2 separate regions of the Homo sapiens genome follow, and region 1 is linked to region 2. The links are chromatin loops, found by intact Hi-C in ENCODE. Cell type or tissue: prostate gland. All regions are shown on one strand. Each heading gives the region's core, and the rest is flanking DNA. Links, peaks and the distances in the headings are about the cores only. Region 1 overlaps TTYH2 (tweety family member 2). Region 2 overlaps NHERF1 (NHERF family PDZ scaffold protein 1).

Region 1 (14,948 bases), core at 2,772-10,771, 530 kb before region 2:
CTACAGGCAGATGCCACCATGCCCAGCTAATTTTTTATTTTTTATTTTTTTGTAGAGACAGGGTCTCCCTGTATTGCCCAGACTGGTCCTGAACTCCTGGGCTCGAGCAATCCTCTCACCTTGGCCTCCCAAAGTGCTGGGATATAGGCGTGAGCCACCACACCTGGCGGAAAGCCACATTTTCCAAAGTCAAATCCATCTGTTCCCCTCCCAAGTGAGCCATCTCTCCTGCCTTTTTCTGGGCTGCCCCCATCACTTCAGCTGAGAAGTCTGTCAGCCAAGAGTGACCAGCAGAGCAGTCCATGTCAGAGGCCCGAAGACCTGCCCGCATCTCACAGGGCTGGCAGCGTGGCCTCCAGCAGGTGTCTGTCCCCCTGGAAAATGGCCCCAAAGCCCCAGACTGCAGAGCCCGGCCTTGGTTTGTCAGGTCTATCTCTGTGTGTGCCTGTCCCTGCACAAGTCTCGTCTCCCCCTTAGACCGCAGGGTCCTGGAGTACCCCCTTCCTGCTGATTGCCACCCCCTGCATAGGACTCCCTGAAACAGGCTTTCCCCAGCAGCACCCCCAGAGCACTAGGGATTCGGGACTGGGAACCCCTATTGGGGGTGCATGGGAAGCAGGGGCGGCTGTCAGCTCAGGAGCCTGACTTAGAGCCAGGTCCAGCCCTGGCTGGCGGCCGCCAATCCCGGTGCCATCTGGTGCCTATCTGGCAAAATCAAGAGATGAATGAGCAGAGAGTGGCACCAGGCCTCCTGACAGACTGGCTCCCATTGCAGGGCCCCGAGGTGCTAGGCAGGCCTCAGGCCCCTCCGGCCCCCTCAGAATTCTGGCTTTGCTGCTGCCTCTGGCACTGGAGGTTCAGCTGTCCCTGGTGGGGTGCAGTGGAAGGGACTCCAGAAGTTGCATATCCTGACTATCCCGCCCCCTCACACATCCCCCAAGCATGGAGCTGGCTTCTCGATTCTCAGGATGGACCCCAACACCTAGAACAAGCTCTTCACATTCTGGTAGAGGATGATGCCCAGCCTGGGACAGCGGGGTCCTTGCATGGAAGAGGCAACAGATACACAGGGCTGTCCTTCCAGGCCCTGCCTCAGTGGCACTCAGCGCCCGAGGCCTCTGGGTACTCTGGTCTTGGACGGTATCCCTCTCCTTGCCTTTTTCCCTTGGCCATGGAGCTCACCACCCACAGCCCTCCCTGCTAGCTGGGGATTCCTGCCTTGTCTCCTGAGTGGCTCGGACTCTTCATCAGCAGGGCCTGGTCCGTATCTTCATCCAGGGTCTGAACCAGAAACCGGAGACCAGCTCTGGCACCCCTCCCTCACTGACCACGAGGCCCACCACTTGGCCTCATGCCCTGTAAGCTCCATCACTCCCACCCAAGTGCCTCAGCGCCGGGCCCTCTGTTTACAGAGTAGGAGCTTGAACCCTAGGTGGAGCTTGGAAGGATGGACGAGAGATGCAGCTCAGGCAGTGGGGCACTCAGGGCCCAAGGGCAGGGCACTTCCAGAGCCCCGCACTGCAGGGATGAAGAGTGACAACAGGCCTCTGCTCTCTTCCAGTCGCTGCTGTTCCTGGGGCTGGTGGCCGCCGTCTGCCTGGGCCTGAACCTCATCTTCCTTGTGGCTTACCTGGTCTGTGCATGCCACTGCCGGCGGGACGATGCGGTGCAGACCAAGCAGCACCACTCCTGCTGCATCACCTGGACGGCCGTGGTGGCCGGGCTCATCTGCTGGTGAGTGTCCCTGGACGCTGGGCTTGGGGTGTGTGACTCAGTCTGCAAGGGGCCAGGGACTGTTTGACCATGTTCTGACGGAGCTCCAGCTACCTTGATGGAAAAGCTTGTCCCCAGATGAATGTTGTCCCTTTTTTTTTTTTTACCAAGCATCAGGAATCAGATGCCTGGGGTGGTGATGGGGTCTCCAGAAAGGTCTCCCAAGTGGCCCCCCACAAACCCTGCCCCAATGTGGGTTTGTCCTGTGCCCAGCAGCTGTGCAGGCAGCATTTCTGCACCGACACTGGGCATCTCCAGTCTCTGTCCCTGGCCCCTGCCAGCTGCTGCCCTGGGTCTGTGAGGTCAGAAGAAAGTTTGACTCCAGCACAAATCAATTCCATCTTCTTGTGAGATCAATAGCTTTTAGTGCCGTTAGCCAGTTCTTTGGTTTGGATGAGGAAGGGAGAATTTCTTTTATTTATTTATTTTAAAGATGGGGTCTCACTCTGTTACCCAGGCTAGAGTGCAGTGGTGCGATCACAGCTCACTGCAGCCACAAACTCCTAGGCTTAAGCAATCCTCCCACCTCAGCCTCCCAAGTGGCTGGGACTACAGGTGCACACCACCATGCCTGCCTGGCTTTTTTTTTGGGGGGCGGGGGGTGGGCGGGGAAGAGACAGGCTTTCATCAAGTTCCCCAGGCTGATCTCAAACTGCTGAGCTCAAGTGATCCACCTGCCTCAGCCTCCAAAAGTGCTGGGATTACAGGCGTGAGGCACTACACCTGGGCTGAGACTATGTTGCTCAGGCTGGTCTTCAACTTCTGGCCTCAGACATTGCTCCCCCCTCAGCTTCCCAAAGCACTGGGATTACAGGCATGAGCCACCATGCTGGGCCTTAAAGTGAGGATTTATAACTCCCGTGCAGGAGTCCATACCCAGCCCACCACACTGCCTGGCCACTCCACCCCAGCTGGCGTCCACATGCATGCTGGCTGTTTTCAGGAGTTGTTGCGTTTTTCTTGTTTTTAAATCTATAATGATTTTTCCAAAAGCCTCTAGTGTCCACGCAGAGACGCTTCTGGGGTGTGGTCACCCCAGAGAGTAGAGTCTCCCACTACCTGGCAGCAGGCTGGCAGCCAGGCAGGTCCTGGTCAGCCTGGGGGTGAGGATGCCTGGGCTCTCATACCCAGGCAGCTCACCTTGCCACTGCGAGTTTCTTCTCTGTTGGAAGATGTTCTTGATCTCGTCCTGCCTGTAGTGGGAGGCTCACCTAAGCCAAAACGCAGGCGAGACGCTAAAGCAGCCTTGTGGGGCGGACAAAGCTCTGAGCACAAGGAAGGGGACCAAGGCTGCTGCAATACATGGCCGGGGCTGAAATAAGAGACTCAGAGGACAGAGTTCTGGACAGGCCGGGAGGTCACAGTCGAGTGCGGTTCCCAGTACAGTGGAAGAGCTTTGAGAAGTGACTGGTGTTAAAAATCCTCCTGCATGGCCGGGCGCGGTGACTCATGCCTGTAATCCCAGCACTTTGGGAGGCCAAGGCGGGTGGATCGCCTGAGCTCAGGAGTTCGAGATCACCTTGGGCAATGTAGTGAGACCTCACCTCTACAAAAATGAGCCAGGCATGGTAGTGCATGCTTGTAGTCCTGACTGAGGCAGGAGGATGATGAGCCCAGGAGGCAGAGGCTACAGTGAGCCATGATCGCTCCATCGCACTCTAGCCTGGGTGATGTGAGACCCTGTCTCTTACACACACACACACACACAGATACACACATACATGCACACACACAGATACCCACACGACAAACTTGTTTTGGAAGAATACTTTGGAACAGTAAGAATGGCATGAGGAGTCAATTCTTCTAATATGGAAGAATTATCTGCAGTGTAGGGAAAACTCAAGGTGGAAGGAATGTGCGTGGCAGAATCCATCCCACAACATTCTGGGCGTGACTTGTACCAGGCAAGAGGGCACCAGCAGTAAGAAAACAGGCACCAAGTCTGCTTTCATGATCTGTCAGCAGAGGCTGAGAACTGTGTACCAGTTTGCTTTGAATCATTGCAACTAAAGAGAGAGGGCTGGGCGTGGTGGCTCACGCCTATAATCCCAGCACTTTGGGAGGCCAAGGTGGGTGGATCACTTGAGGTCAGGAGTTCGACACCAGCCTGACCAACATGGTGAAACCCTGTCTCTACTAAAAATACAAAATTAGCTGGGCGTGGTGGCGAGTGCCTGTAACCTCAGCTACTTGGGAGGCTGAGGCAGGAGTATCATTTGAACCCGGGAGGCAGGGGTTGCAGTGAGCCGAGATTGCGCCATTGCATTCTAGCCTGGGCTACAGAGTCAGACTCCGTCTCAAAAAAAAAAAAAACAACCAAAAAACTAAGGAGAGAGCTCTGAAGGAAAGGAGCAGGCATAGAAGTGGATGGCCCACCTGAGTCCAGGCGTTCCTGGGTGACATGGGCACCCAAACCCATAGGATGAGAAGGCGTTAACTTGGCAAAGGTGGGGGCAGGGGAGGCGGAGACACCTCCAGGCAGAGGGAAGAGGAACGTGCAAAGGCCCAGAGGCAGGAGCGAGCATGGGGCTAAAGGAAGCCAATGTGGCCAGAGCAGAGGGAGCAGATGAGGGGGTTGGGGGCACTGTCGAGGGTCGGGGTGAGCAATGAGTGGCAGTGGGATGGGGAAAGTGTCACGGGGTCAGAAGACACAGGGGGCAGATGGGATTCAAACCATGAAGCAACTCATAGGCTTTGTGAGGGGTCGGGGTCTTTATTCTAAGAGCCAGGGGAGCCACTGCAGGGGCTCTGCAAAGAGGTAGCGTGACCCGATAACTCAAGTTGAATGTAACCCAGGCCGGCGGGAGTATTCGGAACAGTGGGACTTGAATGTGAAGAAGTGGCCACCGGGTGACCGAAGAGCTCAGAGGCCTAATGAGGGCAGTGAGCGACCTTGGGATTAGCAATAGCAGGAGCCACCACCACCTGCAGGCCAGAGGGACACAGGGAGAGGCTATGTCACCAGGGAAGCTGGAGCCACACAGCCTGCCTATCAGCGGCTGCAGAACGAGGGGAGCAGGGCCCTGGCTGCCTTACCACCACCTCCAGTCTCCTACCAGCACCTCCATCGGCAGAAGCCAGCTGGCAGGGGAGCCCGAGACATTCCGTGTGAGGGATCAACCCCTGTAATGGAGAACAGGGCAGGGGACAGAGGAGGGACAGGTCCAGGCAGAGGGTCGCATAGATGCGGGCAAGAGTAAAATCAGGCCATCAGGGAGGCCCAGCTGGAGAGCAGCGGGCTTACACCTGGGCGTGGGCAGTGACCAGAGGGGAGTGCCCAGAGGAAGAGTCAGCTAGGGAGGTTTGGGGAGGAGCTGCTGAAGTTCATCTGCAGGTTTCTGGCTTAAGCCCCCGGATGGGGTGGCAGTGCTATCCTCCAAGGCAAGGGACATTGGCAGGGAACCGGGAAGAGAAGCAGACAGTCAGTTTGGTTGTACACAGATTGAGTTTAAGGTGCCTTTGAACCATCCAAGTGCAGTTGGAGTTATAAAGCCAGGGTCATGAGGGTGGCCAGTGTGGAAGTCACACACATGGGTGACCTGCCATAGGAAGCACAGAGTGAGAAGAGAAGGGGGCTGGGGCCAAGCCTGGAGGAAGCACAGTGTTTAACAGCTAGGACGCAAAAGGTGCCTGTGAAGGAGACCAGGAAAGAGTGTCCCACAAGGAAGGGCTGGGAATGCCACAAGGGCACAGGAGTCACTGGGCAGCGTGTTCCAGGAAGAGGAACCAAGCTGACCACTGCACGTGGGAGGGGGGTTGGGAAAAACCCTTGGGTTAAGTGGGAGGTCATTGGTCGCCTTCCTTGGAGCTGCGTCCACTGGGACACAGGAACAGCCAGATTGGTGTGAGTTATGGGAGGGGCAGGAAGGAGAGTCGGGACAGCAGCAGGAGAAGGGATGGAGGTAAAGGTTGGGGCACTGAGGTGGGAGGACACATGAGCTCTGCTGATGTGATTCCACCTGAAAGCGGGGGATTGAATCCGCAGAAGAAAAGACCAACAAGGGGTTCCTGAAAAAGCAAAAGGGATAGGAGGATATACCTCTTTGTTCTCCTCTATTATGGGGGAAGGGTAGTGATTTTATATTTGGGAAAGAGTAGTGTGAACACACCAGGGGGAAAGCAACACCACCAACTCGCTTATTCTCCCTCAAGCAGAACAGTTTTTCCTATGGCCCAGGTGGGATCAATGACCCCAGGAGAGACCAGGAGAACCTCATTAAACAGCCAAGGCGATTTTTCTTTCTTTCCTTTCTTTTCTCTTCCTTTCCTTTCCTTTTTCCTTTCCTTTCCTTTTTGACAGAGTCTCACTCTGTCGCCCAGGCTGGAGTGCAGTGGCACGATCTCAGCTCACTGCAACCTCTGCCTCCCAGGTTCAAGAGATTCTCCTGCCTCAGCCTCCTGAGTAGCTGGGATTACAGGCACTCGCCACCATGCCCCGCTAATTTTTTTATTTTTAGTAGAGATGGGGTTTTGCCATGTTGGCCAGGCTGGTCTCAAACTCTTGACCTCAGGTGATCTGCCTGCCTCAGCCTCCCAAAGTGCTGGGATTACAGGCTTGAGCCCCAAGGCGATTTCTGATCCCCAAAGATGAGGTGTAATTTCACAGCCCCTCCTGGCCCATCGCTGATAAACCCACAGGGCCCGAGAGAATAGAAGGATGGGAAAATGCTGGCTTCATATTGAATCCCTGGAAAACACTAAATCGTGACTCAGAGAGCTAGAAAAGGATGAACACAAGGAGTCGACAAAAGGGCTTCTCAGAGCACAATACAATTGGTTCATTTTCTTTTAAATAAAGTTACAAATTGGAGGGTCACGGGAAGACAATTCATTTAATGTATAAATATCTCAGCTGAGCACTTGGTGAAGCTCCTCCCCTCTGTGTGGATACAGTTGCATTTTCTATGATGGTGCATTTAACTGGGTTCAAAGCTAGTTACACAACTCTGGTTGAACCCAATGAATATTGACTTATGCAGTGGATTTCTAAACTGTAGAGGGGGTGTGTGTAAGAGAGAGACAGAGATACGTAAAGCATGCAGGAACCTTGTTTTTTTTTTTGTTTTTTTTTTAATGTCTCCTGCCCCCCCATCTTGGATGATACAGGAACCTCATTTTAAAAGGCACATTCCCAGACCACACTGATGGAATGGGCCGGGCTGCTTATCTGCACTTAACAGGCTCCCCAGGTGATTCTGTTCCCGTGGTCTGAGGACCACATCCTGAAAAACACTAAATTAGGAGTTGAGGGCGCCCTGGAAGGAGGTTTCTTTTCTTTTCTTTCTTTTTTTTTTTTTTTTTTGAGATAGAGTCTTGCTCTGTCTCCCAGGCTGGAGTGAAATGGTGCAATCGTTGCTCCCTGCAACCTCCTCCTCCTGGGTTCTAGCGATTCTCCTGCCTCAGTCTCCCGAGTAGCTGGGATTACAGGCATGCGCCACCACGCCCAGCTAATTTTTGCATTTTTAGTAGAGATGGGGTTTCGCCATGTTGGCCAGGCTGGTCTTGAACTCCTGACCTCAGATGATCTGCCTGCCTCAGCCTCCCAAAGTGCTAGGATTACAGGCATGAGCCACTGCGCCTGGTAGGAGGTTTCTATCACAGTCCTCCAGGGGGTTCCGTCCTAGATCCTGTGTTGTTTAAAGAACAACAGAACAAATATAAGTGTGGACGTGTACATTCATCTCCCCCCACCCCAACCCAAATGAGCATTTTGGATGAAAACTCAGGAGGCTGCTTAATCAATCTTCAGATGGTCTCAAGTGGTGCAGGTCAGATGGAATATGATGGATGACAAGAGTCAAGATTTGAAATGATTTGTTCATGCTGGAATGTTGGACTAAAACCAACTAGATGAGATTTCACAGGGATAGATTTAAAGTTCTGCTTTTGGTTAAAACAACACAAAAATCAATACAGCACTATAGGAAGGAGGAGAGACTGGGCTTAACAGCAATTCTTGGGAAGAAATTCAGGGGCTGTTTGTAGACCACAAGATCAGTGGGGGGCGGGGGGAACCAGGGCGGGTGCAAGTTCAGGTCAGTGCCCTGGGAAGTGGAGGACCTAAGGCATGACCCCTGCTGCGCTCAGAGCTGATGAACAACCTGGACTTGAGTGACTCACTCAGGCCACATTTAAGAGTGACATTAACCAATTAGACTTTCATTTGGAGGACAGTGATGGCATGGGCAAGGGTCTGAAACCTTAGTCCCAAGAAGGACACCTGCCCACTTGGAGAGCATGAGGTGAGAGGGTTATGAGGAAGCCAGGTTCAGCTGTCTGATGGGGCACGGTGCAGAACTGGAAACTTCTTCCAGGCTGCCCTAGAAGACAAATGAAGATCCAGGGGGTGAGTGGTTTAAGGAGGCAGGTGTCAGCTCAGTAGAAGAAGGAACATTCTATAAGTTGGGAGTTCACAGTGGAAGAACAGACTGTGACATGGGTGGCCTGAGGATGTTGGGGGAAAGGGTGGAGGATGTCGAGAGAGTCCACAATTCCTGGAGGTGTCAAGAGAGACCCAAGGTTGGCAATGAGTATGTGATCTCAGTAGACCTCAGCGATTCCCAGGCCCACCTGTGTCAGAATCCCCTGGGGGCTGGTAAAAGTGCAGGTAACCTAGGCCCTCCCCAGATCTACTGCATCAGCATCCCTTGGGCTGGCTACAGTCTCCCAACTTTTGGAGTCTTAGGACTAGAGGACAGTATTTTCCTATTGCCCAAATAAAATGTCCTGTAGAACCAGCCTGCCAGGGACCCTGAACCTTCACCTCCCCACCCCCAGCCCCACCTGCCAGAATGTGAGATGTCATCCACCTACTCACCGCAGCCCCCAGGAAAGAGTTCCTCAGCTCAAGTCAAAAACCTGCTCTCCATAGATGTTCACAGCAGCTGTATTCAGAATTGCCAGAACTTGGAAGCAACGAAGATGTCTTTAACAGGTGAATGGATAAGCTGTGGTCCATCCAGACAATGAAATATTATTCAGCACTGAAAAAAATGAGTTTTCAAGCTGGAATAAGTCATGGAAGAATCTTAAATCCATATTACTAAGCGAAAGAAGCCAGTCCGAAAATGCTCCACACTGTATCGTTTCAACTCTATGACATTCTGAAAAAGGCAAAACTAAGGAGAAAGTGAAAAGGTCAAGGGTTAAGGCCAGGTGCAGTGGCTCACGCCTGTAATCCCAGCACTTTGGGAGGCCAAGGCAGGTGGATCACCTGAGGTCAGGAGTTCAAGACCAGCCTGGCCAACATGGTGAAACCTCCTTTCTACTAATAATACAAAAATTAGCCAGGCGTGGTGGCGGACACCTGTAATCTCAGCTACTCAGGAGGCTGAGGCAGGAGAATCACTTAAACCCAGGAGTCGGGGGTTACAGTGAGCTGAGATAGCGCCATTGCACTCCAGCCTGGGCAACAGAGCGAAACTCTGTCTCAAAAAAATAAAAATAAAAATAAAGGGGTTAGAGGGGAGGGGGTACTTAATGGGCAGAGCACAGAGGAATTTTAGGGCAGTGAAACTACCCTGTATGATATGGTAATGGTGGACACGTCATTTTTTCATTTTTTTTTTTAATTTTTGCAGAGATAGGGTCTCACTACGTTGCGCAGGCTGGTCTCCAACTCCTGGGCTCAAGCGACCTATCCGCCTCAGCCTCCCAAAGTGTTGGGATCACAGGCGTGAGCCACCACACCCAGCCAACACATGTCATTATCCATATGTCCAAACCTATAGAATGTGCAACGCTGAGAATGAACCCTAGTGGAAGCTGTGGGCTCTGGGTGATGATGTGTGCATCTGGGCTCATCAGTTGTAATGGATGTACCACTCTGGTGCAGGGTTTTAGGGTGGAGTAAGAGGCTGTGCGTGTGTGGGGCAGCAGATATATGGGAACTCTCTACTGTCCACTTAATTTTGCTGTGAACCTAAAACTGCTCTAAAAACAAGCTTTTTTTTTTTTTTGGAGACAGAGTCTAGCTCTGTCACCCAGGAGGGAGTGCAGTGCCATGATCTTGGCTCACTGCAACCTCCACCTCCTGGGTTCAAGCAATTCTATGCCTCAACTCAACCTCCTGAGTAGCTGGGATTACAGGCATGAGCCACCGCACCCAACCCTAAGCTTATTTTTTAATATAAGCAAACATTCTCCTCTGTGTATCACCTCTAACCTCTGTTTGGGATCTTGCTTATAGTGCTGCGGTGGGCGTTGGTTTCTATGGAAACAGCGAGACCAACGATGGGGCGTACCAGCTGATGTACTCCTTGGACGATGCCAACCACACCTTCTCTGGGATCGATGCTCTGGTAAGGCTCCCGGGCAGCTGGCCGGGTACAGGCACAGCCCACAAGGTCAGCGTGGTCAGAGCAAGGGCCCCCGTCAGATCCCAGCTAGCTCAGCTGCACACGGAGGGGCTGTGTGACGCCTGAGGGCTGGACCCCCGCCTGCGCTGCAGTTGCCTCTGCTGGGGCAAATGGGCAATTGTGCGTTCCAAGCCTGCAGGGGTGGCAGGGATGGGGGTGAGGACTAAAGGAGGCAGCTGTGGGATCAAACCCCATTTTCCAACAAGCCGAACACTTTCTGATTTGTCAAAGGAGACCTTGAACATGGAAAATCAGCCCCACTGCATTTTTTGTTTTCATTTTAAGTGCTGCATATGGAGTATTGCAAGGTCCAGGAGATGCCAAGAGGAAAAAACTCTCTTCAGAGACAACTGAGGGCTGGGCGTGGTGGCTCACTCCTGTCTTCCCAGCACTTTGAGGGAGGCCAAGGCATGTGGAGCTCAGGAGTTTGAGACCAGCCTGGGCAACATGGCAAAACCCTGTCTGTACCAAAAATACAAAAATTAGCCAGTTGTGGTGTGGTTCCAGCTACTTGGGAGGCTGAGGCAGGGAGATCACTTGAGCCTGGGAAGCGGAGGTTGCAGTGAGCCAAGATCACGCCACCACACTCCAGCCTGGGCAACAGAATGAGACTCCATCTCAAAAATTAAAGAAAAAAAAAAAATTGAAGAGCCCCGTGATGTAAGGTAGTGGAGACCTGCCCCAGCTCCTCGGAGCTCTGGCTTCCAGGCAGTGACTCCAGGTGGGGGCTCACAGTGAAGGATGCTCTGGCCTGGCCAGAGGAGGTGTCAGACTCTTAGGGGAAGGGGAAGGCTACTCTGCCAAGCCAGGGCTGGATTTTGTGGCAGACGCTGCCTGATACACACGAGCCTTTTGCTGGGGCTGCCACCCCTCTGCTGGGGACCTGGCCCAGGGAGGAGCACGACAAGGGTGGACATCTGAGGACTTGGTTCCCTGAAAACTGCCTCTGCCTTTTCTACCCCAGCTGCCTGGAATTGGAGTTTTCCCACAGTTTGACCTTGGCCCCCACACACGTCATTCTCACTCTAAGCACCAGACCTTTTCAGCTGCTTATCCGAGCAGCCTCTGCCACAAAATCCAGCCCCAACAGGAGAATTTGGCCATTGCCCCGGCATCCTCCAGAAGAGGATTGGACCCCATTTGCCCCCCTCCTGCTCCCTTAAGCTCCTCTAAGGCTTTAATCCCTCAGTCAACAAGGGGGGTCGGGGGTGTCACCTTAAAGAGACAGCTGTGCTGCTCCTCCGTGCCCAAGTCAATTGTGGGAGGAGGCCCTGGCCTCCAGAAAGGGGCTGAGGGTGGCTACAAAACCAGGGGCCCTGGTCCTTTGCAGAGTTCATTCCACCGCCCGTGTCCACTGGGACCCATCCCCTTAGCTGAGCGCTGAGTCCCAGTGCGGAGATGCTAGTCTGGAACAGCCTTGCGCGGTGAGCTGGGGCGGCTGGGTTGGAGGAGCTGAGGGACAGCCAGCTCAGGCCTGGGAGGCAGAGGTGTGGCCTGCCTGGGGAGAACTCTCCCTCTGGGCACCCACCCTTGCCCCAGGCCCTGGTGGGGAAGGGCCCCATGGTCACTGCCCTCTAGGCTCTCTCTGCCCCTCCCTGCCATCCTGCTGCCTGCCTCCTCTTCACCCACCAGCACCAGGATCACTGGAGGAGGAACCTAGCCCCGAGAGGAAAATCCCCTGCCCTGCCCAGGAAGGCACCAGGGCCATGACCTTCACGGGTTTAGAGAAACTCCCAGAACTCCCTTATGGGAAAACATCAAGTCCTAGAAGTCCCTATCCCACAGGACGAGAGCTGCCAGGGAGGGGAGCTGGAACGGGCCCCCAGGCTGGGGCCTCCCACCCCATGGCCTGATGGTGCTCCAGGGCCAGGTTTGGACATTTCACAGCAGGTTCCACTCTCTGAAATCCCTGCTCCAGGGCCAGGTTTGGACATTTCACAGCAGGCCCCACTCTCTGAAATCCCCTGTGTTCCCAAAGAGAAGGGTTCTGTATCCCTGGAGATCAGCCCCTCGTCCTCTCCGTTGTTACCGAGAAGTGAGGTCAGGAGTCCCAGGGCTTCACACTGGTCCAGCCAGCCCATAGCTGCCTCCAGCCTGTGGGTGGTCACCTCCCCCTCTGGCGTGAACCCCTAGGGCCCAGGTGTAGCTGCTGCCTTGCCTCCAGGTGGAAAGGTGGCACTGGGTCCTTACTAGGACCTGTGAGGCTGGTTTGGGCCTCAGAGTGGACACCCAGCACACCAGTCCTCAGGGCTCCAGGGGAGGCAGCAGATCTTAGAAGACTTCCCAGATCCAAGGGGAGAAGTCCGGATATCAGATAAATGACTAGTGAGATAATGTCAGTGAAAGTGCTGGTAGACTGTAAAGTACACTCAGCTGTATGACTGTGATTATGAGTGCTATTAATTACTGTAATCACCTTGGGGTCAGCGGGAGGCTGGGATCCAGGACGCTGTGGGCGGCAGAGGCAGATGGGGGACTCGTCGACAGGTCAGGCAGGACCTGGATCTGGGCCTTGCCAGAGGCCAGATCATGCAGCTGAGTGGCCAACAAGAAGCCCTCTAGGGATGCACCCACAGAGTGGGGTGGGCCCTGCTCCAAGTCCTCCTTTCCTGGACTGGAAGCCCCATACCTATGCACGTCCAACTAGAGGGACACCTGTGCCTTGGTGGGTAGGGGCGGTGGTTCAGGGATCAGGCGGTCCTGGGAGGGCTGCACGCCCCAGTCTAGGGGAGTAGAGAGGAGTCGTTTTGGGATACCAAAACTTCCTGTACCTGGTAGCCAGCACGGCCCCTCCAGGCTCTCTCATGTGAGTCTGCAGCAGGCTGATGGGCAGCCCTCAGATGTAGAAACTGAGGCACAGGGAGGTTGCATTGCTGACCCGAGGTTGAAAATGTGTATGTTTCAGAGCAGAAACCAGAACCCAGGCCTCCTGGTCTTAGCCCCTTACCTCCACTGACCTGGCCCATCCACACTTCCAGATAAGCTCACTGAGCGCTGGAGAGTCCTCCCTCCCAGAAGTTTTCATACTTGAGCTTGCATCAGAATCACCTGGAAGGGTTGGTAAACACTGATTGCAGGGCCCTGCCCCCAGAGGTTCCGCTTCAGCGGTCCTGGGGCAGGGCTGAGAGCTTTTGCTTTTGTGAGTGAGTTCCCAGGGGGTGCATCTTACGCCCCTAGTCCCGGGACCACACTTGAGAACTGCTCTTTCCTCTAGACCGTGGTCTCCGCCACCTGTAGCTCGTCCCTAAGTCTGCCCAGCCTGGAAAACTGACCTGTCCCTCCTGTTCTCAGAGCTTTCCGTGAGAGAGAGCCTGATTCCATCTCTGGGTCATCCCACCTGTCCCTGCGGGGAGTATTATGTCCTGAAACTTTAAGGAATTGGGGATGGTATAGAGAAGTGGGGAGTTGTAAGTAGGTCACTGCTGTCATTCTTATTTTTTAAAATTTTAGGATCTTTTGAGCCTAGGAGTTCAAGAACAGCCTGGGCAGCATAGCGAGACCCCATCTCAAAAAAACAATTTTTTAGTTTTGTTTCCTGTGGGAAAATATCAGGAAGAAAGAGAAGGCATGACAAATACAAATACTGCCTTCTTTTTTTTTCCCCCTAAGGAGGAGTTTAAGAAATAGAGAAGTTAACTGTGAGAGAGTAGAACTGTGAGGGAGAAAACAAGTGGCCTCACAGAAAAAGTTTACAGATAATTTTTTAACAGCCCTTTACTCTGAAGTTTGTTTGATTTATAGAAATATAGAAATATAGAAATGTCACCTATTACTGGGTTTGTTCAGAATGGCACTATTCTTTGATGATAGTGCCATTTGTATAAATGTTTCCAAAGTGGTTGTACATTTATCTTATTAAATTGAACAGCCAAGTGTACTAGCATGACATTTAGTTACTGAATGTACTTTTACATGGTTTGGGGTCTTTTCCCCTGTGCTTCGGGCTGTCGAATCTGCACATGGTAGAGTGTCTCCGTACTCTGGTATCTCTTAGTCCTTAACCAACTCGTAAGAACCAAGCATAAGCCAGAAAACGGAACAAGCCGCTGACACTGAAAAAATAAAACAAAATGAAACAAAGAGAGCCATTCTCTTTTCTGGAACTAGGAACTCCCAGCGTAGCGCAGATGTAAAAGGCCACACAGCTGATGTGAAGTCCCCATAACACAGAGAACACCGTTGGCCTCCGAGAGTGGAATCTAATCGGCCTTGCTGATCTCACTGTGGGAAGTTTCTGCCTCTTCTTCTGTGTCGTTTTTATCTCCCAGACCCGTGGGAGCTGAAGGCTGCCGAGTGTGGATTAGTGCACACTGCCCCACTCCCGGCCCGTTGTGCTTCTTGGTTTAGTGTGACAGTTTCAGAACAACAAAGCCCTTTCTCCGCTCGCTGCCAGCAAGGGCGTGCTTGGGGCTGCCAAGCTGCACCCCGGGGTTCTGCAGGCACCCTGGGTCTGGGCTGTGGGAAAGTCCCGCTAACCAGTACGAGCCCTGCCTGTGCTCTTCAAAAGCCAGCTAGGGTTGACCACTTGGACCATTAGAAATGGATGCACATGGCCGGGCGTGGTGGCTCATGCTTGCAATCCCAGCATTTTGGGAGGCCGAGGTGGGTGGATCACTTGAGGCCAGGAGCTCGAGAGACCAGCCTGGCCAACATGGTGAAACTGTCTCCACTAAAAATACAAAAATTAGCCGGGCATGGTGGTGCACACCTGTAGTCCTAGCTACTTGGGAGGGAGGCTGAGGCAGGAGAATCACTTGAACCCGGGAGGCGGAGGTTGCAGTGAGCCAAGATTGCACCACTGCACTCCAGCCTGGG
Region 2 (14,948 bases), core at 2,630-10,629:
TCAAAAACAGTTTTTGAATTAATGAATGAATATATAACAACAGTCAGGGACCTTTGTCCTCATTCAGCTCATCCCGCCCCGCCCAGAGATTGGAATTCCAGATAGAACCTACCCACTCTTCTTTCTTGCCTGCTAGCAGCTTCTATTTGAAAACTAGAAAGCCAAAAGTCCAGGCTTTGGGGTCAGCCAGATCAGTGTTTGAATCCCAGCTCTGCCGTGTGCTGGTTCTGGGATCCTGGGAGTTCATTTTTCCCTGCAACCCTCAGCCTCCACCTCTGTGAAAGGCACTGCCTGCAGGGTTATTGGGAAGATTTGGTGGCATGACAGGTTTGTAAATGAAAGTGCTAGTTTGGGGTGTTTCCTGCCAGCCCTGACCCTGATCCCAGAGTCAGAGTGCAGGCACCCCAGGGAGCAAGGTGGGTGGTGGGGCACAGTTAGCTGGAGGGCCATCAACCTCTTTCCCAGGGCGGGCGGGCCATTTTACACCAACCAAGTTGGAGCTCTGGTAGGGCAGAACAGAGCTTGAGCTGCTGGGTGTTTGGATTTGAAATGGACAGGGTATGTGATTGTTTGTGTGTTGGGATCTCTTTCTTTGCTGGCAAAACAGTGTAGCCCCTGGTTCTTACCTTCAAGCTCCTGTTAACTCAGTAATTCTGGAGATGATTCTCTTGGAGATAGATGGGGGCTTCCTGGCCGGGCGCAGTGACTTGTGCCTGTAATCCCATCACTTCGGGAGGCTGAGGCGGGAGGATCGCTTAAGCCCAGGAGTTTGAGACCAGCCTGGGCAACATAGTGAGACCTCGTCTCTACCAAAAAAACAGGGGGAGGGGGGTGAATGGGGGCTTCCTTCTCAAGGAACTCCATATGTCTAGATGGGGTCCTTCTCCCCTTTCCCAGATGTCCCATCTCAATGGTCCCTGGGAAAGTGGGGTGGGAAATTAATAAGAAACTCAGGCCAGGCACGGTGGCTCACGCCTGTAATCCCAGCACTTTGGGAGGCCGAGGCGGGTGGATCAGTTGAGGTCAGGAGTTGAGGTCAGGAGTTCAAGACCAGCCTGGCCAACATGGTAAAAACCCATCTCTACTAAAAATACAAAAATTAGCGAGGCGTGGTGGCAGGTGCCTGTAATCCCAGCTACTCGGGAGTCTGAGGCAGGAGAATGGCTTGAACCTGGGAGGTGGAGGTTTCAGTGAGCCGAGATCGCGCCACTGCACTCCAGCCCGAGCAGCAGAGTGAGACTCATCTCCAAAATAAAAAAAAAAGAAAGAAGAAGCTCAGCCGAGGTCTTGTTGGTGCTGCAGGACTCTTTACAGGGAGAAACCAGAGCTCTAGACCCCAATAACAAATGTTCCTCTGTTTTCGTTGCTCTAAGATAGAGTGGCCCTACCTGGAAGGAAACAGGTTTGTACAGTGCCTTTAGGCACTCTACCTATGACATAAAGATGTTGACATGCATTTCTTTCTTTCTTTCTTTCTTTCTTTCTTTTTTTTTTTTTTTTTTTTCCTGAGACAGTCTTGCTCTGTTGCCCAGGCTGGAGTGCAGTGGTGTGATCTCGGCTCACTGCAACCTCCGTCTCTCAAGTTCAAGCAATTGTCCTGCCTCAGCCTTCCATGTAGCTAGGATTACAAACACCCGCCACCACACCCTGCTAATTTTTGTATTTTTAGTAGAGACGGAGTTTCACCACGGTGGCCAGGCTGGGTGGCACCTGTCACAACACCCTGCTAATTTTTGTATTTTTAGTAGAGATGGGGTTTCACCACATTGGCCAGGCTGGTTTCAAACTCCTGACCTCAGGTAATCCACCTGCCTCGGTCTCCCAAAGTGCTGGGATTATAGGCATGAGCCACCACACCCAGCCAATATGCATTTCATTGTCCCCCAGACAAATTAGCTATTGTTTTCTCTATTTTGTAGGTTGACAGTAAGTGTTCAATACATGATAGCTACTATTTGTGTCTAGCACTGTGCTAAGTACTAACCTTGCCTGTCTCATTTAATCCACATGACCACCAGTGAGGCAGATATTGGCCCCATTCTCTGCCTATGGAGGCTGAGGCTTGATCAGTTAAGGTGGCCATGGCGGGTCCCAGGACTCTGAGCTAGCGACTCCTCCCACACAGCGCAGGGGTGTGTCTTGGAACCCAACCCTCTGACTCTAGTGCCTGCACAGCCATTTGGCCACATGAGTAGGCTGTGCTTGAAGCCTGACTCTGCCAGGTGTTTCTGCCCATCATATTCTGAGCCACAGCTGGACCATCACAGTGGTATAAATTCAGGCTGCTTGAACTGGCTTCCTGTAAGGATCCAGGGCTTCCAGGTGCTCCTGTCCCTAGCAGGGCATCCTTGCAGTGCCTCAGCCCATAAGTGGCAGGCTCCTGTCCCCATCCCTTCTCACGTGATGTGATAGGTCAATCTGGAATCTGGTAACCAAGTATCTACCCCCGCCCTCACTCCCCAGAACCTGCACAGAGAGCCCCCCTCAAGGGTGGTCTTCACTGTTGACCGAAGCCTTCCCCTCATGGTAGGACAACTCACCATGTCCCCAGACTCCTAGGCAATGTTTAGGTCCCTAGGCCCTAGAAAAGGACAAGAGTTACAGATTCCCTGAGGTCCAGGTCACCTCGGGGTGGTGTGGGAACACACAGAGAATGCTGGCCAGGTTCAAGTCCCACTCACTGCTGGGTGCTGAGAGCTCTGAATTCTCCGAGACAGGCTGCAGCCTCTCCCTGTGCTAAGGTCAGGGGAACAGCAATGGCCAGGGGTATTTAGAGGAGTGTGTTTGGGGCAGTCTCAGGCAGCACAGGTCTGTGCTGTCCGGGCAGCAGCCACCAGCTTCGCGAGGCTCCCGGGCACTCGAGATGTGCTGGTCCACATGCAGACGTGCTGTGTGTGCAAAATGCACACCAGATTTTGAAGCCATTGTACAAATAAAAGGATGTACAATAGCTCAATTGTTAAAAATGGATTACACATTGAAATGATAATATTTTGGGTACATTATGTTAAATAAAATATTCAATTCTACTATTTTTCCTGTTTTTTTTTTTTTTGGAGGCAGAGTCTCGCTCTGTTGCCCAGGCTGGAGTGCAGTGGTGCGATCTCGGCTCACTGCAAGCTCCACCTCCCAGGTTCAAGCGATTCTCCTGCCTCAGCCTCCCAAGTAGCTGTGCACCACCACGCCCAGCTGATTTTTGTATTTTTCTTTTTTAGTAGAGATAGGGTTTCACCATGTTGACCAGGCTGGTCTCAAACTCCTGTGCTCAAGTGATCCACTTGCCTCGTCCTCCCAAAATGCTGGGATTACAGGCATGAGCCACCACACCTGGCCTATTTTTCTTTTCTTTCTTTCTTTCTTTTTTTTTTTTTTTTTTTTTTTGAGACGGAGCCTTGCTCTATCACCCAGGCTGGAGTGCAGTGGCGTGATCTCGGCTCACTGCAACCTCCGCCTCCTGGGTTCAAGCGGTTCTCGTGCCTCAGCCTCTGGAGTAGCTGGGACCACAGGTGTGCACCACCACATATGTCTAATTTTCATATTTTTAGTTGAGACAGGGTTTCACCATGTTGGCCATGCTGGTCTTGAACTCCCGACCTCAGGTGATCCACCTGCCTTGGCCTCCCAAAATGCTGGGATTACAAGTGTGAGCCACTGCACCCGGCCTATTTTTCCTTTTTCAAATGTGATGACTAGAAAATCTTACATTCCACACATGGCTGGCATTATATATCTACTGGACAGTGCTGCTCTGGATCTGAGCTCAAATCCTGCCTTTGCCCGTCAGCCATGTGTACTTGAGCAACTGACTCCAGCTTTTTGAAGCTGGGTTTCCTTTTCTGTGAAATGCTGGCAATAATACTTTCCTTTTAGGACTATAATTGGCTCTTAAGAAGAAAACACATGTAAAGAGCTCGGTGCCTAACACATAGTAGGTGTTCAGTAAATAGCAGCTGCTATTTGTTACTTCAGTGTTGAGCCCCAATTTCACAAGCTCCTTGAAGGTTCTTAATAGCCCCTTGGGACAACCCCTGGGGGTTAAATCTAGAGACTTCTGGGAGGAGGGTGAGGGATGAGGAAGGATGCAGCAGGGAAGGCATGGGGCGGCCAGCCCTGGATGGTGTCCAGCCGGGCTGCAGCCCAGGTACCAGCCTGCTCCATCCCAGGCTTGCCCAGCCCTGCAGAGACCTGAGCCAGACTCTGCCCCCTCTTGCCCCCGTGGGTCTCCATGGCTGGCACAGGGAGAAGAGGTTACTAGCCAGAAGGAGAACCTGTTTCAGACCTCTGAGTCCTGGGGGTGTCTGTCAGACCAGCAGACCTCACTTTAGTTTGTGTCTCCCTCCTGGTTCCCACCCTACCAGACTCCAGGGAAAGCTCTTCCCACTGAGAAATAGGAAGGAAGAGATCAAGGGCTAGGAGCAGTGAGTGACTTTTTTTAAAATGGACACATCCAACATTCCCCTGCCGCCCGCACAGACCTGGAGGGATGTGGAGGGTGGAAGGGGGTCCCATAGAGTAAAATGAGGTGACATCAGGGCCACTACGCAGGGGGCCAGTGACAGCCAAGCCCCCTGTACCTCACCTAGGGTAAGGAGAAGACACCTTCTGCCTAGAGGTGTGGACACTGGCTGAGTGCCTGGAGCCCCTGGTCACTTCCCAGTGCCCCCAGGCTGCCCGTCACACAGCACTCCAGGCAGGGCCAGCTGTCTCCATCCTGGCTTCCTTGAAGAGCTGGCACCAGGCCCAGCCCTGTCTCCAGAATCTGGGGAACAAACTGAGCTGTCTCCCAGAGCAAATATGGCTCTTACACCCAACATACTCCTGACACACACACCCCAGCCCCTGAGAACAGCCAGGGTTCCTTCCTGCCCCCGCCGTCCTGCCCCCTTCCATCCTCTTGTTGGGGCTGATTTTCCTGTATTGGGCATGGGGCACTGGTCTTCTTTGCATAAACAAGAGCCCTGGGCTGGGGGAGGGGCAGTCTTGAGAGGTGGGGTTACCTCTGTTGTTCCCCTGGACACCCAAGTGGTCTTCCTACTCCTCCAGCCCCTTTCCTCTGGGGTCCTGAGCTAGCTGGCTCGAAGGAAGCGGGCTGGGCTGTTTCTGTAGGGCCCATCACCATGGCATCAGCCAGGGAGGGGCTGGGCCCAATGGGGCGTTGGCCCCCAGGCTCCCACAGCCTTCCCTGAAGGGAGGAAGGAGGAGCAGGGAGCGGCCCTGGGCCTGTTCCCCAGAGACGGTCACTGGGATTAGGGTATCGACTTTCCCCAGCTTTCCAGGTGACTGCTGGTGGCGCCTATTGAATTCCGTGCCCGCCATCCGCTCCCTGGACTGCGTGGGTGGAGGTGATGGGGCGGCCACTTAGGGCGCGGTGAAGCTCCCTGGGGGAAAGGACAGATGAAGGGAGGAAGCCTGAGGGTGGAGGAGGCCCCGGGAGAAGGGTGTGGGGGCAGCTCTCCGGGCAGGGTCTTTTCTGGAAAGCCAGCCAGCATTTTGTGAAAGTGAGAGTCTCCAGCCTGTCCAGCCCTGGGTCACCCCGGCCCAGCTGCGCTGCCCATCGGCTGCATGGCCTCATGTTCCCTCCTGTTGATTCTGGCTCTCTGCCAGTCTCCTCTCTGAGCAGATCCTGATTTTGTCTTGAACTTGGGTCTCCCAGGCTGTCGTCGTCACTGGAGGTCCCACTTTGCCCTCCGGAACTCACTGGGGCTATGTTCCTTTTGAGTCTCCTCCTCCCACCATGCTTCGGACCCCTCTGTAGCTGGCTCCTCCTAAGATCCTGGGGGCCACACACCAAGCCCAACATGCCTGGACGTCACTCCCATTTATCCCCTTTCCCCAGAGGCAGAACCCAGCCCTGCCCCAGCTTGGCGGTGAGGGTCCAAGAGCAATGGTGGCTGAGCTCGGCCAGGTACCCCACACCTCCCCATCTTCTCCTCTCAGTGCTGGGCCTGGAGACCACAGGCCAGGCCCCACAGATCCCCAGGGGGGCTGCCCCAAGGGACTCCCCTGCCAGCCCCAGCCTCCACCCAGGCTGGGATGGGCTGGCTTGATGGGCTGACTCAGCAACTGGCACTGACACCTCCTGGAGACAGCTGGGAGGCTCCTGCTAGGGAGGGGTGAGGAGGAACAAGGCTGGTCTCCCTTGAAGAGTGGGAACCCCCCTTCCCATGTGAGGGGAGGAAGTCTCTAGGGACTTGGGAAGGAGGCTCTGCAGGTGCATCGGAGCTGTCTAAATGCTGGTGGGGTCTACCGGGGGCTTCCCATCTCCTTGTCCAGCCACCCCCTCAGGTCCTGGAGCCGCCACAGAGCCACATCTAGACAGAACAGTGGAGCAGGTCCCAGTGCAGGGGAAGGAAACAGAGGGCACCTGAGCCCCTCAGGCTGGGTACCCTGTTTCCCCTTGAACTGCACGACTTGGTGCTGGCAGAGCGGAGCAAGGCTCAAAGCAGGCCCTGGAGCTTTGGCACCATATGTCACTAGGCGAGGGGCACTGGGCTGAAGATCAGTAAGGGAAGCCCACAGCACAGAGACCAGGGCCAGAGGATGGGCATCCCAAAGGCAGCTAGCACAGCCCTGCCCTGCCAGCCGGGGGGGGCGCCCAGAGCCACCTGCCCCCAGTCCAGCCATGCCCCTGCCCTGTCACCCACACCAGGCTTCATCCCCCAGCTCAGGCTGCAGCTCCAGCTGCGAGAGGCCCTGAGCGCCCGGAAGGAAGGCTGTGGTAGGTTGTGGTTTCTTCAGCTCCCAGCCTACCTCCAGCAGAGGCTGCAGCCGATGCCCTGGAGAGAGCCCCTGTCTGCCCTCTGCTGCCTGACTCCTGTTGGGTCCTCACCTCCCAATGGGTTGCCCCATTCTGGACTTGGATCCTTAAGGAGCACCCTGCAGTGTGGTGGAAGGAGGACAGGTTCCAAGTCAGAGACCAGGGTTGGAGTTCTGGCTGTGTGATGTCAGGCAGTGGGCTCCACATCTCTGAGCCTCAGTTTCCCCATCTCAAAAACAGCTGACAAGCCCCAGTCAGGTTGTTATGGGAAGGTTTTTGGGAGCGCAGGGACGGTGGAGGGAGGTTGGAGGAGGTCACTAGAGCTGCCCCCTGCCTGTCCTGAGATTTCACCCTCCCCACTTTCTCAGGGTGTCTGGCTGAAGCAGAAAGCTGCGCCTGTCCTGGTGACGGCGACTGGTCAGACTTGTTTCTGCTCACCTAGGCGGCCCGGGGGAGGGCCTGGCTGGGAGCTTTGTGGAGGGATTAGCTCTAGGGGAGAAGAGCCTCACTTACTCCCGGAACAAGATCCCACAGGGCTGTGGGAGTGCCGGGGGGTGAGCCTGGGGCAGGTGACAGCCGAACTAGCTGGGAGTGGGCCCTGCAGTGAGGCAGGGGGTGGGCCAGGGAGAACAAGGCAAGAGGAGCTTCATTCAGGGTTCCTGAGCCTTTGTGAGCCACTCACGTTTTTACCACTCACTTAACCGTCTTTGTTGTTGGGGTGAGGGGTCCTCGAGCCTGGATTTGGGTATGAAAACCCAGGCAAGAAAGACCTGCCCAAGCCTTTAAAGGAATGCAAAGTCATCCTCTAGCCACCCCCAGAGATCGAAAGGCTGGGGATTGAGTCTCCTGCAGATGGTGGCGGCCTCCTGGGGCTGGCAAGTTGGGACAGAGGCCCATAAGCCCTCCTGGGCGCGCCTTCCCACCCCTCTCGGCCCTCTCCACTCCCAGCTGGGGATTTGGGTTTCAGAGCAGCCTGGCACACACACCCCCACCCCACCAGAATCTCACTCCCAGCTTCCTATGACTATTCATTAGTATTCACAACAATGGGAAAGTCTGGGTGTGCACAGGGATTTTTTACAGTTAGAAAGTGTTTAAGTCAATGACCTCACTGGGCCTCAGCAACCCTGGGAGGCAGATGGCAGTCAGAATGATCCATAAATGACCTGCCCCAGGTCACACAGCTCCTAAACAGGGGAGCTGGAACCTGGCTGGGAGCCTTGACTATCCACTGCTCATTGTCTGATGTGCTGAGTGATAACACAGGGCCAGCAGGCTGGACAGCAGCCAGTGGCCCTGCACCAGGCCTGGAGGAGGGGGAGAGGGACAGGGACTCAGGCGTAGTCCTTGGGCACAGGCTTCGGCTGCCTACACCCATATTCCCTCCATCATACTGTGTGTCCAGGCCTGCAGCTTCTAAGCTGAGCTGCTTACTTTGGACCAAGCATGTTGGAAACTGTTTTCAGCTGAGTCCAAGCACTCGAAATCTGCGTGTGCCCTTTTAGTAGGTCACACCCTCCAGGCCACAGCCACACTGGGCTCCCTTTAGCCCAGCCCTGCTTTTCCCAGTCCCCTCCCCATTCAGGCTCCTCTGTTTCTGGGGTCTCTGTGCTTCCGTTGCCACCTCTGCCCTTGGGCAGCGGTGTCGGGGGAGGAGGTCCTGGAACGCCTGAGGATGGCCCCGTCTTGTCCAGGTCCCCTTGCTGTGCTGAACAATAAGTTTTTGGTTATCTGCTCCTTCTGGCTCCCTTTTGGCTGGGCCATTCGGCTTGGTGGGGGTGAGAGAGAGTTCGAGTATATGGAGGAAGGCTTTACTGTAAACACACTGACCAGCTTTCAGTAAACACCTGCCTCTTCCTCCCCTGCTGCAGAGAACGGGGTACAAAGGGGCTGGGGGTCCTCAGTCATATGCCCCAGGTCCCCAGCCAGGCTGACGGGTGCCACACTCTGCCCCCTCTCCAGGAGGGCCAGACTGAGCCACCAATGGGGAGGGATAGAGGCCCGATCAACACAGCATGTGATTCACCTTAGACTGTCAGAAGGGACAGGCATGTGAGAGCTAACCTGGTCCTACCCCTCATTTGGCAGAAGAGGAAACTGAGGCTTGGACAGAGCAGTGTTTTATCCACATCACCTAAGCAGTTAGCTGCGGTGCTGGGTATCCACACAAGTCTTTTGAGTCCTGGGCCAGAACCCTCTCAAATTGCTGTGTAGGGATCTAGGCAAATTTGCATCCTCCCAAACCTTCCTTGGTTGGGGAGATGGGGACAGGCAGAGGACAGGGAAGGCAGAACCTGGGGCACTGTGGAATAGCCATGGACCCTCCCCTGTCCCTGCAGCGCGAGCTTCGGCCTCGGCTCTGTACCATGAAGAAGGGCCCCAGTGGCTATGGCTTCAACCTGCACAGCGACAAGTCCAAGCCAGGCCAGTTCATCCGGTCAGTGGACCCAGACTCCCCGGCTGAGGCTTCAGGGCTCCGGGCCCAGGATCGCATTGTGGAGGTGATGCTTCTCGCTCTCTTCCTATCTGACTGCCCCCACCCCCTGCAGATCAGCAGCACCTGGGGCAGCCATCATACCATCATGGGCTTGATTAGCCCACGGGCATAGCCAACCTGGAGCTGCTGGATGGATGGGTGGATGGGAGGGAGGGAGGGAAGGGTGGTGGATGGATAGACGGAAGGACAGATGGACTGACTGATGGACTCTTCTCTTACCTCCACTCCCCTGGACTCCTCCTTGCCAAGCAGATACAGTGGGCAGCCTGTGATTCACCCATCGATCAGGGAGATGTCTGGGGCCATCTCCAGAGCTTCCCTGCTGCCAGGCACACAGAGTGGGGTGGCAGTAACAAAACCCCTCTCCTGAGTTAGGCCTTTATTTATTTAGTTTTTTTTTTTTTAAATGGAGTCTCGCTTTGTTGCCCAGGCTGGGGGAGTGCAGTGGCACAATCCCAGCTCACTGCAACCTCCGCCTCCTGGGTTCAAGCGATTCTCCTGCCTCAGCCTCCTGAGTAGCTGGGATTACAGGTGCCCACCACCACGCCTGGCTAATGTTTGCATTTTTAGTAGAGACAGGATTTCACCATGTTGGCCAGGCTGGTCTCAAACTCCTGACCTCAAGTGATCTGCCCGCCTCGGCCTCCCAAAGTGCTGGGATTCCAGGCGTGAGCCACCTCACCCGGCCCCGAGTTAGGCTTTTAGACTCGTGCATTCAGGGCTCTGGTGCTGTGCTCCTGGGAGAGGAAACGTGAACCAAATGCTCAGGCAGGTCCCAGAATCACAGTCTTAGAACCTTAGAGCTAGAGATCAGCTCTCCCAAGACTTCTCATTTTACACGTGAGAAAACCAAGGCCCAGAGAAGGAAGTCGGACAGCAAGTCCTTACCCAGGCTGGGCCCCACCCCGGCCTCCCAGCTCGCTCCCATCCCATCTCTCCCAGCTGTGTTTGTTTAGTCTCGTCTGGATATTTTCGTTGGCCCTTCCCATGTATCCTGCCTCCCCAGCTGACTGTCAATGGGAGGACCCCCAGCCTAGTTCAGGACTCTGCAGAAATGGCGGGGGTCAGTATCCCCAGGTTGTGAACTGCAAACTGGCTGAGAACCAAGGTGGTCACCCCTGCCCCCAACCCCCCTCCACTTACCTGCCCCAGAACCAAGGCCTGTGTCCGTAACGCCTCCCCGACCCTGCCCTGCAGGTGAACGGGGTCTGCATGGAGGGGAAGCAGCATGGGGACGTGGTGTCCGCCATCAGGGCTGGCGGGGACGAGACCAAGCTGCTGGTGGTGGACAGGGAAACTGACGAGTTCTTCAAGAAATGCAGAGTGATCCCATCTCAGGAGCACCTGAATGGTAAGCCAGGTGGGGCCACTGGCCGTCCTGGGGCTGGAGCCCCCCAAGTCAGGGATGTGAGCCAGGGCTAAGACTGCTGGGTCCCAGGCGAGGGGTGGGCAGCTTCCCGGCATGGGTGCTCCCTCCTCCTCCTTCATGGGAGGCCCAGAGGTGTGGGCTGGGGGAGCGGGGGCCTAGTGTAGGGAGTGGCAGTGGGTTTCTGAGGACGGCTTGTGATGGGGTCAGCTGGCATGAGGTCGGTGAGAGAGATGGACAGATCTTCTTATTCCCGGCCAAAGCTGCAGCCCCAAAGGAGGCCCAAGCCCCCAGTCCTGTCCCCACCAGCAGACTTTCAGGGCAGTGTCAATGTGAGGAAAGGGTTAACTCCGGGGAGGCCTCCAGCCTTTGCTTGGTCAGATCAGAGTCCAGTGACGGGGGCCGGTGCCTCCCCCTCCCTCCTCTCAGGTTGTCTTGGAAACTCAGCCTTGCTGGCTCTAGAGAGTAGTGGGTCCCCCTTCAATCCCTGGGCCCCTGCCCTCCCCATCCCCCACCATCACCCTGCCAAGCCTGGCGCCTCCCCCTGCCCAGGCCCGAGCCAAACAGGGCAGGGCTGCTGCACCGGGGCAGGGAGGGGTTAAGCATGCTCTGCTCCTTGGTCTGGACTTTCTCCCTGGGAAGATGGCTCCCTGGAGCGGGCAGGGGTGCTCACTGGGCCATACTGAGGGTGGAACCTCTTGGGACTTTGCAGTGGGTGGGGCCTCCTGGAGACTCAAGGTTGTATGTGTAAAAGGAGATTCACACAAAGGTCCTGCGACTCCCATCGCCAGCTGCAAGGGCCCACTGGGGAGGCCCTGTCCCCTTCTGGCGCAATCCAAGGCCTGAGGCTCCTAGAAGAGGGGATGGCCCCTGGAAGTCCCTAGCTGGCTCTGGGCATGGGAGGTGGGGTACCGCCTTACCCTTATCTCCCAAGTTCATGGAAACCAGGTAACTCAGATAATCCCCTTCTCCACTGAGGGGGAGACTAAGGCCCAGAGAAGCCCCAGCCTTCCTCCTAGGGATCTGATACGAGGAAGACACAGCTGGAATCTGGATTCCACTCAGCTCCTGGGATACTGTCCCCTGCTTCCCCCACCCCTTCACCCTGCAGGTAATTGGCCCCCTCAGACATTCCTCCCTCTTCTGCCTGTCTCTCGGGCTAGAGGGGCTGCAGCCTCTGGCCAAAGGACCTGAAGAGGGAGAGGCCTGGGGACAGTCCCCTCCCCGCAGTCCCTCCAGGATGGCATCCTCACCCTTTCCATAGGGAGGAATGCCCCCCTCTCCGGCTGCCAGGGTTTCACCCTGACCACTGTGAGCTGATGGGGAGGGGACAGTGAGTGACCCTGTGTCCCAGCAGCCTGTCCTTGCCCGGGGAAGGCTGTGGGTGTCAAAAGGGAGGAGAAGATGAGAGTCAGGTATCTCTGGCTGTGTCCTGGACTGGGGACAGGGAAAAGATAACCAGGAATTTTAAGCTAAGAGTTCAGAAGAAGCCCTACACTGACCAGTCCCTGGAGATGGAACAGCCACCCCTGAAGCCATGTGGGACCCCTACCCTGAGTGAGCCCAGTGAAGGTGACCCCAGACCTGTCTTCTCTCCCTCTGACCCCTCCAGGTTTCCCACTGGCTGGGGGAGGGGATACCCAGGACACACCCCTTGAGCCTTCTCGTCCCCCCTCATTTCCTGATTGGCAAATAGGAGTTGGGATTATTTTCTCTTTTTTTCTTTTTCTTTTTCTTTTTTTTGAGATGGAGTCCTGCTCTGTCACCCAGGCTGGAGTGCAGTGGTGCGATCTCGGCTCACAGCAACATCTGCCCCTAGATTCAAGTGATTCTTCTGCCTCAGTCTCCTGAGTAGCCGGGACTACAGCCATGCGCCACCACGCCCAGCAAATTTTTATATTTTTAGTAGAGATGGGGTTTCACTATGTTGGCCAGGATGGTCTCGATCTCTTGACCTTGTGATCCGCCCACCTCGGCCTCCCAAAGTACTGCGATTACAAGTGTGAGCCACCGCGCCTGGCCTTTTTTTTTTTTTTTCCGGACACAGTCTCTGTCACCCAGGCTAGAGTGCAATGGCACAATCTTGGCTCACTGCAACCTCCACCTCCTGGGTTCAAGCAATTCTCCTGCCTCAGCCTCCTGAGTAGCTGGGATTACAGGCGCCTGCCACCATGCCCGGCTAATTTTTGTATTTTTAGTAGGGATAGGGTTTCGCCATGTTGGCCAGGCTGGTCTTGAACTCCTGACCTCAGGTGATCCGCCTGCCACAGTCTCCCAAAGTGCTGGGGTCCCAGTCATGAGCCACCGAGCCCAGACTATTTTCTCTTTCAGTTGAGGCAGGTACTAACTATAGTCTGGGGTGTGGTTCCAATTTTGGTGTCATCATCATCACCTGGGAAGCGTTTGGAAAATGTTGATTCTTAGGCCTGCCCACTAAACCAGAATCTGTGCTGCCAAGGTCCAGGAATCTGTACTTTAACAAGCTTCCCACGTAGGAGTTCCCAGGTAGGAATTCCCAGGTAGGAATTAGGCAGCCATCCTCGAATTTCATCCCCATCTGAGACAATACATTTTTTAAACACCTTGTGACCCATCAGTGCCTCATAAGATCAATTTAGTAGATAGAGACCAGCAGGTTTTTTGGTTTGTTTTTTTTGTTTTGTTTTGTTTTGTTTTGTTTTGCCAGAGTCTTGCTGTGTTGCCCAGGCTGGAGTGTAGTGGCGTGATCTCGGCTCACTGCAACCTCCACCTTCTGGGTTCAAACAATTTTCCCACCTCAGCCTCCCAAGTAGCTAGGATTACAGGCGTGTGCCACCATGCCCAGCTAATTTTCTTTTTGTCTTTTTTAGTAGAGACGGGGTTTCACCATGTTGGCCAGGCTGGTCTCAAACTCCTAACCTCAAGTGATCCAGGTGCCTCGGCCTCCCAAAGTGCTGGGATTACTGGTGTGAGCCACTATGCCTGGCCCAGACATTTTTTTGTTTTTTTTAATGAAATGAAATTAAAAATATCAAAGAACACTGTAGTAAGGGTGTTGCTTTGTGAAACTTTTATCACACAAAATCTTTGTGTGTGCTGAGTCATCAAAATGGCAAACGTAGGCCAGACATTTGCTCACACCTGTAATCCCAACACTTTGGGAGGCCAAGGTGGAAGGATTGCTTGGGGCTAGGAGTTTGAGACCATCCTGCATGACATGGCAAGGCCCCATCTCTATAAAAAAAAAATTTTTTTTAAATAAATAAGGCAAATGTATTCATGGTGGGTGGTAGTCAAAAAAGTTTGAGATGTTGACCCAGGGAACAAGATCTAATAATCTGCCCAAACCCAACTCCTACCTCCTCTCCACGCTCTATTCCATCCCCGTTCTGGACTCACCTCTGCTCTGTCCTTTGCCTAGGTCCCCTGCCTGTGCCCTTCACCAATGGGGAGATACAGAAGGTAAGGGCGGGTCCCCTGTCTCTTTGGATTTCAATCCTTGGGGTGCATGAGACAGATCAGAAGGTGCTGTGGTTGGTAGGATAGCCATCTGACTAAGGCCAAAACCCCAGGGTCCCCAGTTCCAGCTCCTTCTTCAGCTCCAAGCTATAGAACTGCCAGAACCCTCTTGGCCTCTGCCTGGGGCCAAAGCTGTCAGGAGGGAGCGGGCTGGCTGGGCCCCTCTGCAGCCCGCCATCCTGGGTGACAAGCCCCCGCCTCCAACTCCCCACCATACAGAAGGGGCCATTCTTCCCCCCAAGAACAGAGCTTCAGTGTCTGGCCACGGGCAGCCGGGCCCCTGCTACTTCTAGTCTGGGTTGGAAGAACAAAGCCCCTCCTCCCCCCTTCCCTGGGCAGAAGGGAAAGGGGGTGAGGCCCGGGGAAGAGATGGTGGGGCTGGGCGCCAGCTGAAGCCATGGAGGAACCCAGGAAGGGGCTGGGTGCCAAGCTGACGCCCCAGCCAAAGCCTTCGCTCTGGGACAGGCCGACTCAGTCAGGCCACAGAGCAGGAACTCTGCAGGGTCTGCTTAAAGGTTCCCCTTCCCTAGGAGCTCCTGCCAGGGTACTTGGCAAGGGGGAGGGCCCTTGGACCCAGCCCTCAACCTTCTTTCACCTCATCTTTGGATCTAGAACTTTCCATCCACCTTCTTCTTTCAAGGCCCTCCTTTGCTGCTTCAGGGTTAGGGTTTCAGGATTCCTGGGGTCAAATCCTGGCAAACAGTCAGGTGGACCACATGAGATTCAGGGAGCACCACATGGGCTCCCCATGCCCCCATGTGTCCCCACATTCCAAGAAGCCCCTCCCTGGTCACTGGCCCAAAAGGCAAGCCAGTACCTAAAAGCCACAT

The links. Peaks named below come from ENCODE experiments on the same cell type or tissue, not always from the same donor. Only the 100,000 strongest peaks of a DNase experiment are listed, where the experiment ranks them.
Region 1: a loop joins it to region 2, with 8 times the contacts of the local background. A loop is called at or near these places in 2 of 110 quality-filtered maps.

Annotation. Positions count from the first base shown.
Region 1 is chr17:74,220,924-74,235,871 of GRCh38, forward strand. It overlaps TTYH2 (tweety family member 2), which reads left to right. Exons shown (of 14, transcript NM_032646.6): 2 at 1,562-1,734; 3 at 9,965-10,076. Among named protein-coding and RNA genes, the nearest start is that of TTYH2, 15 kb to the left of the region's middle. RefSeq lists an enhancer at 3,049-3,582. In prostate gland, for the core only: no CTCF peak of the experiment used is centred there; no DNase peak of the experiment used is centred there.
Region 2 is chr17:74,752,916-74,767,863 of GRCh38, forward strand. It overlaps NHERF1 (NHERF family PDZ scaffold protein 1), which reads left to right. Exons shown (of 6, transcript NM_004252.5): 2 at 9,097-9,258; 3 at 10,452-10,605; 4 at 14,021-14,061. Among named protein-coding and RNA genes, the nearest start is that of SLC9A3R1-AS1, 11 kb to the left of the region's middle. RefSeq lists enhancers at 4,431-5,177, 5,178-5,925, 5,926-6,672, 6,673-7,420, 10,073-10,824. In prostate gland, for the core only: no CTCF peak of the experiment used is centred there; DNase peaks (open chromatin) are centred at 5,586, 6,056, 7,196, 8,046 and 1 weaker place; H3K27ac peaks cover 6,544 bases.